2 separate regions of the Homo sapiens genome follow, and region 2 is linked to region 1. Evidence: chromatin loops called from intact Hi-C (ENCODE). Cell type or tissue: endothelial cell of umbilical vein. All regions are shown on one strand.

Region 1 (8,000 bases):
CTTTTTTTTTTGAGACAGAATCTCGCTCTGTTCCCCAGGCTAGAGTGCAGTGGTGCAATCTTGGCTCACTGCAACCTCCGCCTCCCGGGTTCAAGTGAGTCTCCTGCCTCAGCCTCGCAAGTAGCTGGGAGTACAGGCATGTGCCACCACATTCAGCTAATTTTTGTATTTTTAGTAGGGGTGGAGTTTCACCATGTTGGTCAGACTGGTCTCAAGCTCCTGACCTCAAATGATCCACCCACCTTGGCCTCCCAAAGTGCTGGGATTAGAGGCGTGAGCCACCGCGCCCAGCCTCCCTGTTCCCCTTGAGCTATGTGGAATCTCCAGCCCTGGGGCACATCCACTCATTACTTTGAGCTGAGGGCAAACACCTCTGCTGTTACCTACTTGGCACAAGCTTGGCAAAGGGCCAGACCTAACTGGGAACTCTGAATGTCGTTCTCGACCCAATCGCTTTTCAGGTTTCCCAGGTTCCCTGCTGCTCCCTGTGTCCAATGTCCCCGAACTTGGAACATTCCCAGAGTAGTGGCCACTCTTTTGCTGCCACAGCCCTTTCTGGGTTTGAGGCTATCATTGTCTTCATTAATCATATTCTGTCTGTTTTCTGTTTCGCAGGGATTACCTAAAATTTGCCTTCAATTGATGACCCTTTTTCTTTTCCTGGCACTAACAGCATTGCTATTAATTTGCTTTACTAGAAAGGTATTCGGTCACTTCCTCTCAAGTTTGGCCTTTGGTCAGTGGGGACCCATACGGGTTCAACATGCTTGTTGAGAAGTGTTATTTCTGTTCGGGGCCCATCTACCCTGGCCACGGCATGATGTTCACCTGCAACAATTCCAAGGTGTTCAGATTTTGCAAATCTAAATTTCACAGAAAGACATTCTTCTGCTATTGCTAGGGAATGTTCTTTCTGCTTCACTGTGCTGCTTTGCCCCCAAGTGTCTGATGTTTCTTGATTGCGCATCACTCATTATTAGGTCTGAGATTCCCTGTTCGCTTGTTGGTAGCTGCTGTTCTTGTTTGCTGTCTCCTGTCCCCAGTGTTTTAGGGGAAGGAGGAGGACTTGTTGCCTGGGTAGGTGGGCAAGAAGAAAGTTGCAAAGAAATAATGAAAGCAAAGGGAAGGAGAGGTAGGTGGGTGTGCTCAGCCAGCCCCTTTGATCTAATCTTTATATCTATACTAATTTCAAGGTGCTTTTAGTTATAAACTACATGTTGTTCTAACACTGAAATAGTGAACTAACTTTCTTAAATTGGTAAAATAGGTACTTATACCAATGTTACTTAAACAATAGAAATAAAAGTAATATTATTACTGCTTATCTGGCAGCACAGTTGTCAACTGGTTTCACCTTACCCCCTTAAAGCCTACCTCTTTCTGTTTCTCCCTCTCTTATGTGGCACATTCAGTGCTCTTGGCGTCCTCAGTGAAATCAGCTCTTTGCTCACCCAACACATCGAGATTCTCAACTAAATGAGAAGAGCATCCTGAAATGACTTCCTACAAGAGGTCCAACTTCTCCACAATTATGTTTGCTTAAATTTACATTTTTCTCATTTACCAAGAGGATATACTAAATGATTAGTTGATTTTAGAATGTACATTCTTAAGGGCCAGAGAGTTCCTATCACTAGATTATTAGCTCTTTGCAGATCATATATTATTAAGCCCTACAAAGGGGTGTTATTTGATGGTGATGATGACAGGGATGATGCTCTATGCAGTGTATCCTTCTGAAAGAGAGCCTGGTAGTGTCCATTTATCAACCTCAAAGTGCTGTGTAAAACCAAAATATTCTACTCTCATCATTAAATTCTATACTTTATTATTTACTATAGCATCTAAGATCTTCTTGATCTTAAGCACATTTTTAGCCTGTATCACCTCCTAAACACAAACATTCAAGGAACTATAGTTAGTTTTTATAGCATTATATCCCAGGATGGTAGCTGGCATTATTGTGTCTACTGAAAAGTACTAAGGAACACACAAAGGTGAAGTAATTAATCATATGCCAAGACAGCAAAAGAACCGCAATGACATGTTTTAGGTGTAGAAACCCCTGTTCTACCTAGTAGACTCGGTGCCAGCCCCTCGGCAAGCACTGAGCACGCCCGTTCCTCATTTTCACAATCAAACTTACCTACCATTACATCAAGAAGACATGCTGATTCCCAAATGAGCAGGACTGGCTGAACATTAAAGCCAAATGATGGATGAGGAGTCCCTGTGGGATGGTGCTATGAACACGGGCCACCACAATTAACATCACGATCACTGTCGTTACATACTGGCCCTTGGCAGACAAGTTTTCACCATCAGGCCCAGATTTACATGATTCAAAGCGTATAAAAATAAACTATGAACAACATCCCACCTGCCTGGGACACAGATGCACATTGAACAGGAGATGGCGTGGATTTCTGTATGAAGTGGCCATTAGTCATTCTACAAGTACAGACCTTGTTGCCAGGAGTGGAAACAAGCCATCATTAGTGTTAATGGAGTTATTGGTTGAGTGGTAATGAGGCTATTGATTGGACAACAGCTCTGTGGCCTTTTTTTCCCTCTTAGAAGTCCCTGAACCTGAGCATGTACAGCATTACAATGGAAATTTCTCGCACCAAATCCTTTGCATGTGTCCTGGTAAATCTTCTTCACAAAGTAGTTCTTATATGTATAACTCAGTTTCACAGATCTCGTAGATATCGGTTGGCATTCTCCAGAATCATGTGGCAAAAAAAAAAAAAAAGCAGGAAGCAGGCTAAAAAGAAATTAGACATAGGCTGGGCATGGTGGTTCATGTCTGTAGTCCCACACTTTGGGAGGCCGAGGTGGGTGGATCACAAGGTCAAGAGATGGAGACCACCCTGTCCAACATGGTGAAACCCTGTCTCTACTAAAAATACAAAAATTAGCTGGGCATGGTGGTGTGCGCCTGCAGTCCTAGCTACCAGGTAGGCTGAGGCAGGAGAATTGCTTGAACCCGGGAGGCGGAGGTTGCAGTGAGGCAGGATTGCGCCACTGCACTCCAGCCTGGGAGACAGAGCGAGACTCTGTCTCAAAAAAGAAAAAAAAAAGAAAGAAATTAAAGACATAAAGCAAGCCTACCCATTTCTACTTCACATTACAGCTCTTTCCACACCTGGTGCCCATTTCTCAGATTCTCTCACTATACACCTTCCTGCCCTTTATTCCTGGCATTAAATGACTGTATCTGCCAGGGTGTTCCCAGCCAGGTACGTTCACATGCAGATTCCCACAAGTAATTGTCACCCAGGCTGGAGTGCAGTGGTGCGATCTTGGCTCATTGCAACCTCCGCCTCCTGGGCTCAAGCGATTCTCCTGCCTCAGCCTCCCAAGTAGCTGGGATTACAGGTGCCTGCCACCATGTCCAGCTAATTTTTAGTATTTTTAGTAGAGACAGGGTTTCGCCATGCTGGCCAAGCTGGTCTTGAACTCCTGACCTCAAGTGATCCACCTCAGCATCCCACCTCTGCATCCCAAAGTGCTGGGATTACAGGTGTGAGCCACTGCACCTGACCCCCACAAGCATTTTTAAAGCCATCTGCCATTAATACCACAAAGACAGAATCAGCAGGATGCTGTGTCTTTGTGCAGGAGAAACATATCTCAGGTGATACAGGCTGAAGGTTGTCAGTGAAGTGTGTACACGATAACATGGGAAGCAAGAAAGCAGTCAATGTGTGGAGCAGAAGGCTTTTAAAGGAAGAAAAACCCTGCTGCATTACATAAAAGCAAAGAATACACTTTATATATCTTTGCCAAGAACGGAAGCTATAGCTGTAGGCTTACTGAAACCAACCTGAGTTATATGGTATGTATATACACGTACACACACATATAAAGCTTTTTCTGAATATCTTGATTTTACTGTTTGCTGGGTTCTTATCAAGCAAGAACATCATCTGGAGAATAATCTGCAACTTTGAGCAATCATTGAATAGAAAAATTGCTCACAAATGCTCCCTGCATTTAGTTAGATGGGTTTTGTTGAAGCTGATGAGCACAACTCTGCCAGGCACTGAGAGGCCTCTTTTTCTAAAACTCCCTCCAAAGCCCTGAGGAGCCTCTATTCAGGCCAAGGTCGGCTAACACCCCTGTGGCTGAGAGTTGCTTTCTTCACTGCAGGTGAAGATACCCCTTTGTAACTGGAACGGCTGCTCTGGGCCCACCACAGGTCACCATTCCTTTCAGAGGAAGACATACATAGTTAGTGTGACTTGTCCCAAGTATTGCTGGGGCAGGCTCCAGGATGGGTAAAATCATGGTGAAACCATACAAAGACCAAAGCAAGGCGTTCCAGATTTCAAACAAATCACTAACACCACCACCACCACCACCAACAAAACCCTGTGGGTTTTAGCAGCCTTTTACTAGGAATTATCTTCTAGGGAGGGAAGCTTTGCATTGTTTTTGAACTTATGATTTAATAAAACAGACAAAATTTCTGTTCCCGCAGCTCTGAGATTTTTGGTGATTTCTGTACACTTGTTTTCCCATTCTCTACCTGCTCTTCAACAGAGAAAAATCTGACCACGTATGTCCTAGGCCTAATCTCCGAACAGCGGTGTTTTGTAACTGTCATGATTGTAGCTTCGGAGAGTACCTTGGTGAGTTTCCCCAAGTGAGTTTACAGAAAGGGAACCTGGCTTTAGCAGGAGCTAGAATAGGAAACAGCGCCCCCTGGAGGAACATGGGGAAATGAAACTGGCAGAGAAACTTCCAAGTGGATAGCTTTGAATGGTAGCCCAAGAACCTCCCTCATTTGTTGCACTTCCTGTTCTTTGATGCCCCTCACTGTAAAATGGGTACTCTCACTTCTGCCATTCTGTTCATCTTCTTATGCTTGGAAGTGTGTAAAATACTATGCAGATCAGAGGTTCTGGACACTTTCCTCCTCAGGAACCACCTTTGATTTATCCAAAATTATATACATCTTCATATTTGCCTCTTTTTAGGATCAATGGGAGGTAACATTAACGGGAATGCTGGAATTGTGAAACATCAGGTACTTGGTGAAAGTGAATCACAAGGCTTCATGCAGACATGCTGGGGAGAAGGATTGTCAGCCTCTTCCCGCTTTCCACATCAGCTGTCATGGGGCTGCCCAGGGCAAGCATGGCCACACCCTTCTAGACTCTGGTCTAGAAGTCTACAGCTTTTGATCATAATTGTCTAATATGTACATATATATTTTTTTCTTTGAGACGGAGTCTCGTTCTGTCGCCCAGGCTGGTGTGCAGTGGTGCAATCTCCGCTCACTGCAACCTCCGCCTCCTGGGTTCAAGTGATTCTCCTGCCTCAGCCTCCCAAGTAGCTGAGATTACAGGCACATGCCACCATGCCCGGCTAATTTTTATGTTATTTTATTTTTAGTAGCGATGGGGTTTCGCCATGTTGGCCAGGCTGGTCGCGAACTCCTGACCTCAGGTTATCCACCTGCCTCGGCTTCCCAAAGTGCTGGGATTACAGGCGTGAACCACCACACCCGGCCATAATTACTAATATTTAAGGATCAACTGTAGACTAGAAAATATGTTGCTGTTATTTTTATAATTAACCTTTTAGTTTTCAGATAATTTATCAGTGCAATTTGCCTATGGCTAATTCTTTAGTTTTATTCTCTCTGTAACATGGAAGTTCAGCCTAGTTTTGCCCTTTGGAAAAGCCATAACATTGATTTTCTTTTCATTAGAAAAAAACATATTTATTACCGGCAATTCCATGCCTAGGTATCCCATGGAAGTGGAAACATATACCTACACCAAGTCTTGTATGCAAGTGTTCATAGCAGCATTATTCATAAGAGCCAAACCTGGGAAACAACCCAAATGTTCATCAAATGGTGAATAGATAAAATTGGTATCTCCATATAATGGAATTCCCACAGCAGTAAAAATGAACTAATTTCTTTTTTTTTTTCTTTTTTTTTTTTTTTTTGAGACAGGATCTCACTCTGTTACCTAGGCTGAAGTGCAGTGGTGTGATGTTGGCTTACCACAACCTCTGCCTCCTGGGTTCAGACAATTATCCTGCCTCAGCCTCCCAAGTAGCTGGGATTACAGGTGCCTGCCACCATGCCTGGCTAATTTTTGTATTTTTAGTAGAGACGGGGTTTCATCATGTTGGCCAGGCTGGTCTTGAACTCCTGACCTCAATGATCCACCCACCTTGGCCTCCCAAAGTGCTGGGATTACAGGTGTGATCCACCGCGCCCAGTCTATGAACTAAATATTGATACATGCAGCAATACGGATGGATCTAAAAGACTATACTAAGGGAAAAAAGCCATACTCAAGAATTTATACATCATATTAATTCATTTATGTGAAATTTCTAATAAAGGCAAAAACAGAAACAGGAGGAAGAAGAGTGGTTGCCTGGGCCTAAAGCTGGACCTCAAATGGGTATTTAGGAGATTTTTTGGGTAACAAATGTGTTCTAAAACTAGATTGTAGTAATAGTCGCAAAAGTACATTTACTAAAACATAGAACTGCATACTTATAAAAGGTAAAATTTATGTTTTGTAAATTACGTGTCAGTTAAGCTGAAGAACAAAAACTAATTTTAAAAAAATCTATCTTTCCAGGTTATTAAGATTTTGTCCCTAAAAATAATATAAGTTTTTGATAACTGAACTTCACAGTTATTAAGTTGACTTACTGACTTTTAGGAATTTATTTTTGGCATGCTAGTTTAAATCAATCATGACAAACTTTGGGCAGCAAAAGCCTCGTATTGTTCAGAGTCTGTGAGACAGGGCTCAGCCTAGAGGGGAGGGAGTGGCAGAGTATGGCAGGTGCTACTAAGTCCTACAGAAAGTAGCAAAGTCCAAGGTGGCAGAAAGCCAGAGCCCAGGAAAGACAGCTAAGGCCAGTTCTACATTATCATCTGTGACCAGGAATGGAGGCTGAGGATGACTTTCCAGGTCTCTCTGGGGTTCTGGAAAATGCAGAGGCCAGAGCCCACGTCAGTGTCCAAACAGTAAGGAGTCTGGGGCTCAGCCACAGAGCCTCCGAAAGTCTGGCAGCAACAGCAAGAGGGGCATTCTCAGCTTATGGAGATCCTGTACCCAAATCCCACAAATTCTGGTCTGTTCATTTCTGTCACTGAGAAAGGAATAGCACGTAAAACACATCACGCAAAATTAAAGATGGGTGCATATATTTCAGATTTCAACATTAGTGTAAAAAATACACACTATGATTTTACATCAGAACACCAGAGACAAACATCATGGATATTAAGGAAAACAAAATATTAAATAACTGAGAAATAAAATGAGTAAACACTAAGCTAATCGGGCTTTTTACTATTGCAACATGTCTAATGAAGTGGTTTCAACCATACAAAAAGGATCAGGACACGAGTATTTCCAGTCTACTTGGAATAAATGGATCTGATTCTATGAATCATTTAATAAAACCTGGTCCTGGATAACAGGACAGGATCCACTTCCCTGGTGGTTAACTTGGTACATTCTGTCCTACGCTAGTTTTTACTTTCAAACTTGAGTACTGAGCAAATACTTTAACCTGTCATTCCTTATCAACATCTTGGTGAAAACTGAGGGTTTGAGGGCAATTCACTTTCTGAAAAACGCAAGGCCCAGAGCCCATTCACTTATTCGTGTAGGGTCATGGGTACTAGTTCTGAATTTACAAAATGGAGTAAATGTATTAGTGTAGAACCAAAGGGCCTGGAAGCCAGATGCTCCAAGTCTATTTCTTGCATAAGGGATCTAGGAGGAAGGTAAAAGGAATTCTCTTTTCCTTCCTTAGCACCTGGGTTCTCAGTGGGTTTTCTATGAAGTCCTTGAATGAATGCTTATTAAAGCGCATTCTCATCCAGCCACAAAGCACCATTTCTAACCTCTACATGTAGACAAATTTTATTACCAGGACCAGTGTGGAGACAGGTGGCCATACTTTCTTCTTTCTGGTTATGCTCAGCCCATTCCATTCCGGCTTAG
Region 2 (8,000 bases), 560 kb before region 1:
TACCCACCTGAGGGTCTACAAGGGTTGAAGCTGAAGAGGCCAAGAAAGAAACTTTCTTGGGGGAAAGTTGCTGTAGTATGTGGCATTTTTCCTCCCCTATCTGTAGTGGGTAAGGGGATGACAGATATTTCTTTCTCACCTCTAGCCTAAGTAAAAGAGCTTCTAATCACACAAACCACCACCACCACCACCACCACCACCCTCAAAGGACTTTATATTTGTTCTGGGGGCTTGGGGATAACTAACTGAAGCCTGAAAAAGCCCACAGGGGAAAGGCAACTGAATGGCCTGAGATATAGCACAGAAGGGTATACTGGATGTGAACTGCACTCCCACCTACAGAGAGACAAAATATACTACTGCATGCAGAAGCTGAGTTGGAGCACGCATAGGGAAGGAAGGGCAGGTCCTGGGGAAGATTGAAAGGGAGGCACTACCTTCATCAAGGGAGCTACAGCTTGACATTCACATGGGGAAAATCTTTCTGGAACCATGAAAACATCCCACAAGAAAAAGAACCCTCCAATCTCCAATGCCAGCTCACAGGAATAGCCAAGTAAGATTGTTCCAGCCCCTTACCACTCTTTTATCACACTAGCTCCGGCTCCTGGAGGAGCCAGGGCCCCAGCTAAAAAATAAAAGAAGGAGAAATACAAGGCAGTGGAAGAGAGAAGGGGCAACCATGTCCCTCCACCCCTCCCAGGATTACAGCCCAAAGAAGGCCCAAGGTGGAGGAAGGAAAAACTTGAAGTTTAGAGCTTTGACTATGCCATATGATTTGGCATTTTAATTATACTTTTTTTTTTTTTTGAGATGGAGTCTCACTCTGTCACCCAGGATGGAGTGCAGTGGCGTGATCTTGGCTCACTGCAACCTCTGTCTCCCAGGTTCAAGTGATTCTCATGCCTTAGCCTCCCAAGTAGCTGGGATTACAGGCGTGTACCATCCCCCCCGGCTGATTTTTGTATTAAAATGACACATTTTTGTCACTAAGAGTGACTGGAGAACTTTTTTATTATATAACAATGTCTAGAAACACCATGGAAGCTATGAGATTTCATCCAGGGGCAGGGGAGGAAGTAGCCCACAAAAAAGGTCTAGAGAGACAATGAGAAGAAAAATAGAGTTGCTTTATGATCATGAATTGTTCAGTCTTATTCCTTGGATGTATCAGTTGCATTTTTTATTATAGCAAAATATAACAAAATTTTACCACTGTAACCATTTCTAGGTGTACAGTTCAGTTTAAGTATGTTCACACTGTTGTACGACCAGCACCACCATCCATCTGTAGAACTTCTCCATCTTCCCAAACTGAAACTCCATACTCATTAAACAATATGTAATGATTGCATTTTAATGAGCAAATAGAAGAATTCAGCACAAGTCCCGGCTCCTGCCTTTGGCACTTACTCCATGCTGCTGCTGCTGTTTTACTTTTACTTATTCAATTTCTGATGCTCTTATTTTCTTTGTGTAGATCTGACTTTCTGACTATATCATATTCCTTCTGCCTAAAAAATTGCCTCCAACATTACTTGTAGAGTATGTCCACTAGCAATTAATTCCCTCAGTTTTTGTTTGAGAAAGTATTTCTCCTTAACGTCTGAAGCATATTTTTGCTGTGCATAGAATTCTGGGTTGAGAGTTTTTTTTTTTTTTCCTCTTTCAGCATGTTAAAGATGTCACCCCACTGTTTTCTTGCTTGTTAGTTTCTGACAAGAAGTCCGCTGTACTACTTATCCTGGTTCCTTCTCTCTCTCTCTCTCTCTCTGTGTGTGTGTGTGTACATGGATATTTACCTTGCAAGGTATCCTCTTGAGTTTGAGCTTCTGGGGTATGTGGTTTGGTGTCTGTCACTAATTTTGGAAAATTCTTGGCCCTTATTTCTTCTGCCCTGCTGTCTTTATTTTCCCCTCTGTGATTCCAGTTACATGAATGTTACCATTTGATATTATCCAATAGGTCTTGGATGATCTGTTCTTTTTTTTTTTTTTTAAATCTCATTGCATTTCAGTTTGGGTAACTTTGGTTGACTTATCTTCATGCTCACTGATTGTTCAATGATGTCCAGTCTATTGATGAACTCATTAAATGCATTCTTTATCTCTGTTTTCCATTTTAAAAATTTTTTATTTGGCTCTCTCTTGTAGTTTCCATCTCTTTGGCGACATGGCCTATATAATCTTGCATGCTGTTTACCTTCTCCATAAGAGCCATTAACATATTGATTGTAGCCATTTAAATTCTTTGTCTGAGAGTTCTAACATCTGTGTCAAATCTAATTCTACTTCTGATGACTGCTTTATCCCTTCAGACTGTTATTTCTTGCTGTTTTGTAAGTCTTGTAATTTTTTGTTGAAAGCCAAACATGTCATCTAGGACAGTGGATTCCAGGTAAGCACATTGCATGCTTGGAGATGAGGATGCCTTCCTCCTCTGTTAGTTCTTCAGTGTGGAGGTTTCTGTTAATGTGGTCAGGAGTCTAGTTGTTTGTGAAGACTGCTATCTGCTTGGCTATGAGTGTCCCTCCTTGGCTTTGGGTCTCCCTTTGCATGGTTCTCCAAGTTGTATTCCACTGTTATTCTTCTCAAAGCTTGTTAGTGTGGTGGTTGGAGAGTGGAGGAGAGAAGATGGTATCTGATGTTCCGATTAAGCCTCAGCCTCAGGTAGGCACTCTGAACAAGAGTCTTGGTGGTGTGTCCTTCACAAGTGTTCCTGAGCTTTCTCCAGATATACCGTAATGTTAGGTAGCACACATTCCTGCCCCTTCCCCATGGGTAGAGTTTTTTGTGTTCTTCTTTTCTCCTCCTCTGGGTACAGTGAGTTTCCACCAGGAACCTCAGGATACATTTTGGTTGCCCTTCCTCCTGTAGATTAGGGCATTTGTTTCTTAGGAATGACAGGGAATATGATTCTGAGTTGAATATTGCTAGTGGTTGCCATTCTTCTTCCCCTTCTCTAGAGGGATCCACCAGTGCCCTCAGGCTGCAGTTCTGTATCCTTCCTGAAGATTAATGTTCTAGTCAGTAGGAGAGATGAAGGACATGGGTTCAGCTAGAGGTTCTGCAGTGGCTGCTGTTCAACTTCCTCGGTCAAGACCACAGGAAAGGCTTCTCGAGATTCTCCCAGGTCTTCCCTTGGGGCACCTGGCAGAGGAGACGCCTACAACAAAGTACAAACCTCCCCGGGTCTGCCACCCTCTCCTGCGAGCCCATGTTCAGCCTTTAGCAATTTGTTTAAAGTTTCTAGCCAGATCTTCTTACTGGCTCATACGGTCTTGTGTGGTGTTCCCCATGTAAGCAAATGTCCAAGTCCTGCTTCTTCCTGACACGTCTATCTCTCTTCATATTTCAGACTGTTGTTTTCCATGCTATTTCAGATCTCCCAAAGGAGTTTTCTGTTTCTTTGGCTTTTTTTCCTGTTCTAAGAGGGGGATTACTGCTCCTTCCAGATTACTGCCTTTAGCTCTGAGTTGAAATATTGCTGAGTTTTTATTTTGTTTTGTTTTTAGAGATGGAGTCTTACTATGTTGCTCAGGCTGGCTTTGAACTCCTAGGTTCAAGCAATCTTTCCACCTAAGCCTCCCGAGTAGCTGGGACTACAGGTGCATGCCACGGTGCCCAGCCTGTTGCTGTTTTATCAGCACTTTACCAAGTTGTGTGCAATCTTTAATCTCTGAGCTAAACAACTAGCCTGGGTCAAGCACATGTTGCAGCTTCCATTGTCGGAGAAGAAAATGAGTTAGAAAACTTATTACTGTATTTACTACATTGAATATGCATGACCAATCCTTCATTTTCAAGTAATCACAGTGTCATTATAAACTCTAAATTCACTCAGAAGTGACTTCTTATCAGAAGTAAAAAAACAAAGTTTATAATTTTAGATGCCTTTGCCTTCTTATGAAGACATATGCAGAATTCCATCTCTGACTCGTTTCTGGACCCTGGAAATAACTGGCTTTTTATAGCAATAACTCAAGGGACTGAATATAATTTAAAAGTAATATACCCAATACAGGTTGAGCATACCAAATTCCAAATTTCAAAATCCAAAATCTGAAATACTCCAAAATCTGAAAGTTTTTGAGCACCAACATGATGCTCAAAGGAAATGTTTATTGTAGCATTTAGGATTTTAGATTTGGGATGTTCAACTGGTATAATGCAAATATTCCAAAATCCAAAATCTAAAACACTTACACTCCCAAGCATTTCAGATAAGAGATACTCAAATCATTAAAGTACTTATTGAGACTATTAGGTGGGTGCTACAAAATCATTTCCCGACAGAAATGTAGGGAATCTCATTCTAATCAAATTAAAACTGTACATCAATGAAAAATACAACGTTGAAACCGACAATCCTTCATCCATGGTAAATGAATGTCAATCAATTTCCCCTCCTGTGTCTTTGTTTAAACGTCTATGTAAAGTCTGGAGATTTTCTGAGCCTATCTCTTTGGCAACTCCCACTATTTTAATTCACAGTCCTTTCAAGTCCAAGCAAATTTCTGAGTTTCACATTGCTCTCCTAGTTGGATAAATCTTTATATAGAAAGCACTTACATTTCAGTAGGAGGGTTTAGTCATTTGTCAATAAATGAGATAGCTGGTTCAAGCAATCTACCAAGTTTATTTCTATGTGAAAATACTGCTAGAAGTTAGCAGGTATACATGATCTACATGATTTTAAATTCTTTGTGAATTCTCAAAATAAATCTTTAGAAATATAGTATACTAGAACATGTATTATAAAAATTACTTTGCCTGGGTAATCTAATTCATCATTGGGCATACTTAGTATAGCCATATATACATACTTATAAACACAACTTACAGGTATAAGTTGACATAAATGAACATAAACTGACAATCAACTAAGAAGGCAAAGACATTTAAATAAGCACATTGTATTTAAAGAGATAAAAAGCTATCAACTACCTATCAAATGAATGTTCCACCAGGGGGTGTAGTATGCATTTATTATGTCTGCAGCCAATTTACCTGGCGTATGCACCTAAAAACAGTTGAACAAAAAGTATATTTTTGTAGAATGATTTATGACGTCCCACTGGCTTTCATTTTTATTCCAAGGAAGCTTTGTCTGTATATTTTATTGCTTTTCAATTAAATCCAAAGTTATTTCCAACACTTTTGGTTTTCAAATTAAAGCTAAGTTGTAAAGAAAACTGTAAACAAATATCTAGATTCTTCAGGGAAGTCTGCTATTAATGCTAGATTAATTCTTTCCTATAGCCAAGAATCTTTTAGCAAAGCAATTGTTTCTTAGCGTTAAATACAATCTCACAAATATTCTACAAATGGATTTTATAGGTTGAGATTTCCTTTAAGTAAAGCTCGTCGCTAATGAATCTGGAAATATTCAGTTATTTTAACAAGAATAATAGCAGCTAACAGTCATTAGTCCCAAAATAAAGTGTTTCCTTCAATCTCAGATTTACAAAATTGGTTTACCTCCACAACCACATTTGATGAATGAAAACATTTTATTAGATATGTTGATTCACTAAGATGTGCGTATTCACAAATTTATCCAGCAATAGATGTAACAAGCATATGAAATAATAAATGAGAACAGTAGCTTTTTTCCTTGCAAAATGTACACTCTACTGACATCTATATTGGGTCAGCATCACCCAGCCACTAAGCACCAAAGCTGTTGTTGAACGCAGGAGTGGCTGATGCTAAGGCTCAAGCTCTGGTGAAAACCCACACTGTGTGGTCAGGGGAGCCGGAGCTTCTGCCACTGGGAAACTCTTGGTTTCTCCTGACTCTCCATCTTTACCTTCCCCCTCCTGGGGAAGAGGACAGCCTTGCCTGTTGTTGCTCTTACTGGGGGTAATGTGGGAAGGATGCCTCCACCAGGAGGTGCCAGTCATCATAGAGCTCCATGGAAGGCAGCACAGCACAGGCGGATGCAAAAAGAATCCAACATTTCGAGATGCATTATTCAGTAACTAGGTTACACATGAATACACACTCAAGATCAATTTGTAAGGAACTATCAAAGGCACAGTCATGCATCGCTTGACAACAGGGATTCATTCTGAGAAATGCGTTGTTGGGTGAATTCGTCGTTGTGCAAGCATCATAGAGTGCACTTACACAAACCTGGGTGGCACAGCCTGCTACACACCTAGCCTATATGGTATGGCCTATTGCTCATAGCCTACAAAACTGTGCAGCATGTTACTGTACTCAATACTGTAGGCAACTGTAACACCCCTGCAACACACGGGTAAGTATGTTGTGTATCTGAACATACCGAAACATAGAAAAGGTGCAGTAAAAATACAGCATAAAAGGTTGAAAATGGTCCATCTGTATAGGGCTTTTTCCATGAATGGAGTTTGAAAAACTGGAAGGTGCTCTGGGTGAGTCAGTGAGTGAGTGCTGAGTGAAATGTGAAGGCCTAGGACATTACCGTACACTACTGTAGACTTTATAAACACTATGCACTTAAGCTACACTAAATTAATAAAAATATTTTTCTTTCTTCAATAATAAGTTAACCTTAGCTTGCTGCACCATTTTTACTTTATGAACTTTTAAAGTTTCTTAACTTTTTGACTCTTTTGTAATAACACTTAAAACACAAACACATTGTACAACACATTGTACAAAAAAGTCTATATCCTCTTCTGTGACCTTTTTCCTATTTTTAAGGTTTTTAAATTTTTTTCTTACTTTTAAAACTTTTTTGTCAAAATTAAGTCACAAACATACATATTAGCCTAGGCCCACACAGGGCCAGGATCATCAATATCACTGTCTTCTCCTCCACATCTTTTTTTTTTTTTTTTTTTTTGGATAGAGTCTCACTCCGTCCCCCAGACTGGAGTCCAGTGGCGCAATCTTGGCTCACTGCAACCTCTGCCTCCCAGGTTCAAGCAATTCTCCTGCCTCAGCCTCCTGAGTAGCTGGGATTACAGGTGCACGCCACCATGCCTGTCTGATTTTTGTATTTTTAGTACAGACGGCGTTTCCTCATGTTGGCCAGGCTGGTCTCCAGCTCCTGATGTCAAGTGATCTGCCCGTCTTGGCCTCCCAAAGTGCTGCAATCACAGGCTTGAGCCACTACATCTGGCCTCCCCTACATCTTTTCCCACTGGAAGGTCTTCAAGGGCAATTATATGCATGAAGTTGTCATCTCCTAGGACAACAATGCCATCTTCTGGAACACCTCTGGAAGGATCTGCCTGAGGCTGTTTTACAGGTAACTTTTTAATATATAAGCAGAAGGAATATGCTCTAAAATAACAATAAAAATTATAGTATAGTCCAGGGGTATCCAATGTTTTGGCTTCCCTGGGTATACTGGAAGAAGAACAAAATTGTCTTGGGTCACATATAAAATACACTAACACTAACAATAGCTGATGAGCTAAAAAAAAGAAAAAAAGAAAAAAAGAAAATAAAAAGGTCCGTGCATAAAACTCATGTTTTAAAAAAGTTTACGAATTTTTGTTGGGCCGCATTCAAAGCCGTCCTGGGCTGCATGCAGCCCGCAGATTGGACCAGCTTGGTATAGTCAATACATAAACCAGTGACACAATCGCTCCTTGTCATTCTCAACTGTTCTGTATTGGACATACCTGTATGTGCTGGGCTTTTATCCGACTGGAAGCACAGTAGGTTTGCCGACACTAACATCACCACAGGCAGTGAGTAATGCCTTGTGCTATGACCTCGTGATGACCAAAACATTGTTATGCGGCACATGACTATTTCTAAGCTCACTAGGGCCCCTCGTGTCACACAACAGGCATTTGAGAGCCTCAGTCTAACTTCTCACAAGCAATCTGCAGCTTCTCACCAATGAAGAAACAAAGGCAGCCAGGGCACAACCTTTCATTTCCCCAAGGCTGTGAGAAAGAGGTGGTATAAACACAAGTCTTGTGTCCCCAAAAGAAGAATTTATTCCTTCTTACATTTTGGAAATATTGATATTTTAAAAAAATTACTCTGTGTGAT

The links. A loop is a pair of places that touch in the nucleus more often than their neighbours do. Peaks named below come from ENCODE experiments on the same cell type or tissue, not always from the same donor. Only the 100,000 strongest peaks of a DNase experiment are listed, where the experiment ranks them.
Region 2: a loop joins it to region 1, with 4 times the contacts of the local background. A loop is called at or near these places in 4 of 110 quality-filtered maps.

Annotation. Positions count from the first base shown.
Region 1 is chr2:100,376,657-100,384,656 of GRCh38, forward strand. No RefSeq gene overlaps it. Among named protein-coding and RNA genes, the nearest start is that of CHST10, 37 kb to the right of the region's middle. In endothelial cell of umbilical vein, a CTCF peak has its summit at 4,710 (motif pointing left); a DNase peak (open chromatin) is centred at 4,705; H3K27me3 peaks cover 626 bases.
Region 2 is chr2:99,814,058-99,822,057 of GRCh38, forward strand. The region is part of intron 8 of AFF3 (ALF transcription elongation factor 3); the gene reads right to left. Among named protein-coding and RNA genes, the nearest start is that of AFF3, 320 kb to the right of the region's middle. In endothelial cell of umbilical vein, a CTCF peak has its summit at 4,961 (motif pointing right); a DNase peak (open chromatin) is centred at 4,974; H3K27me3 peaks cover 826 bases.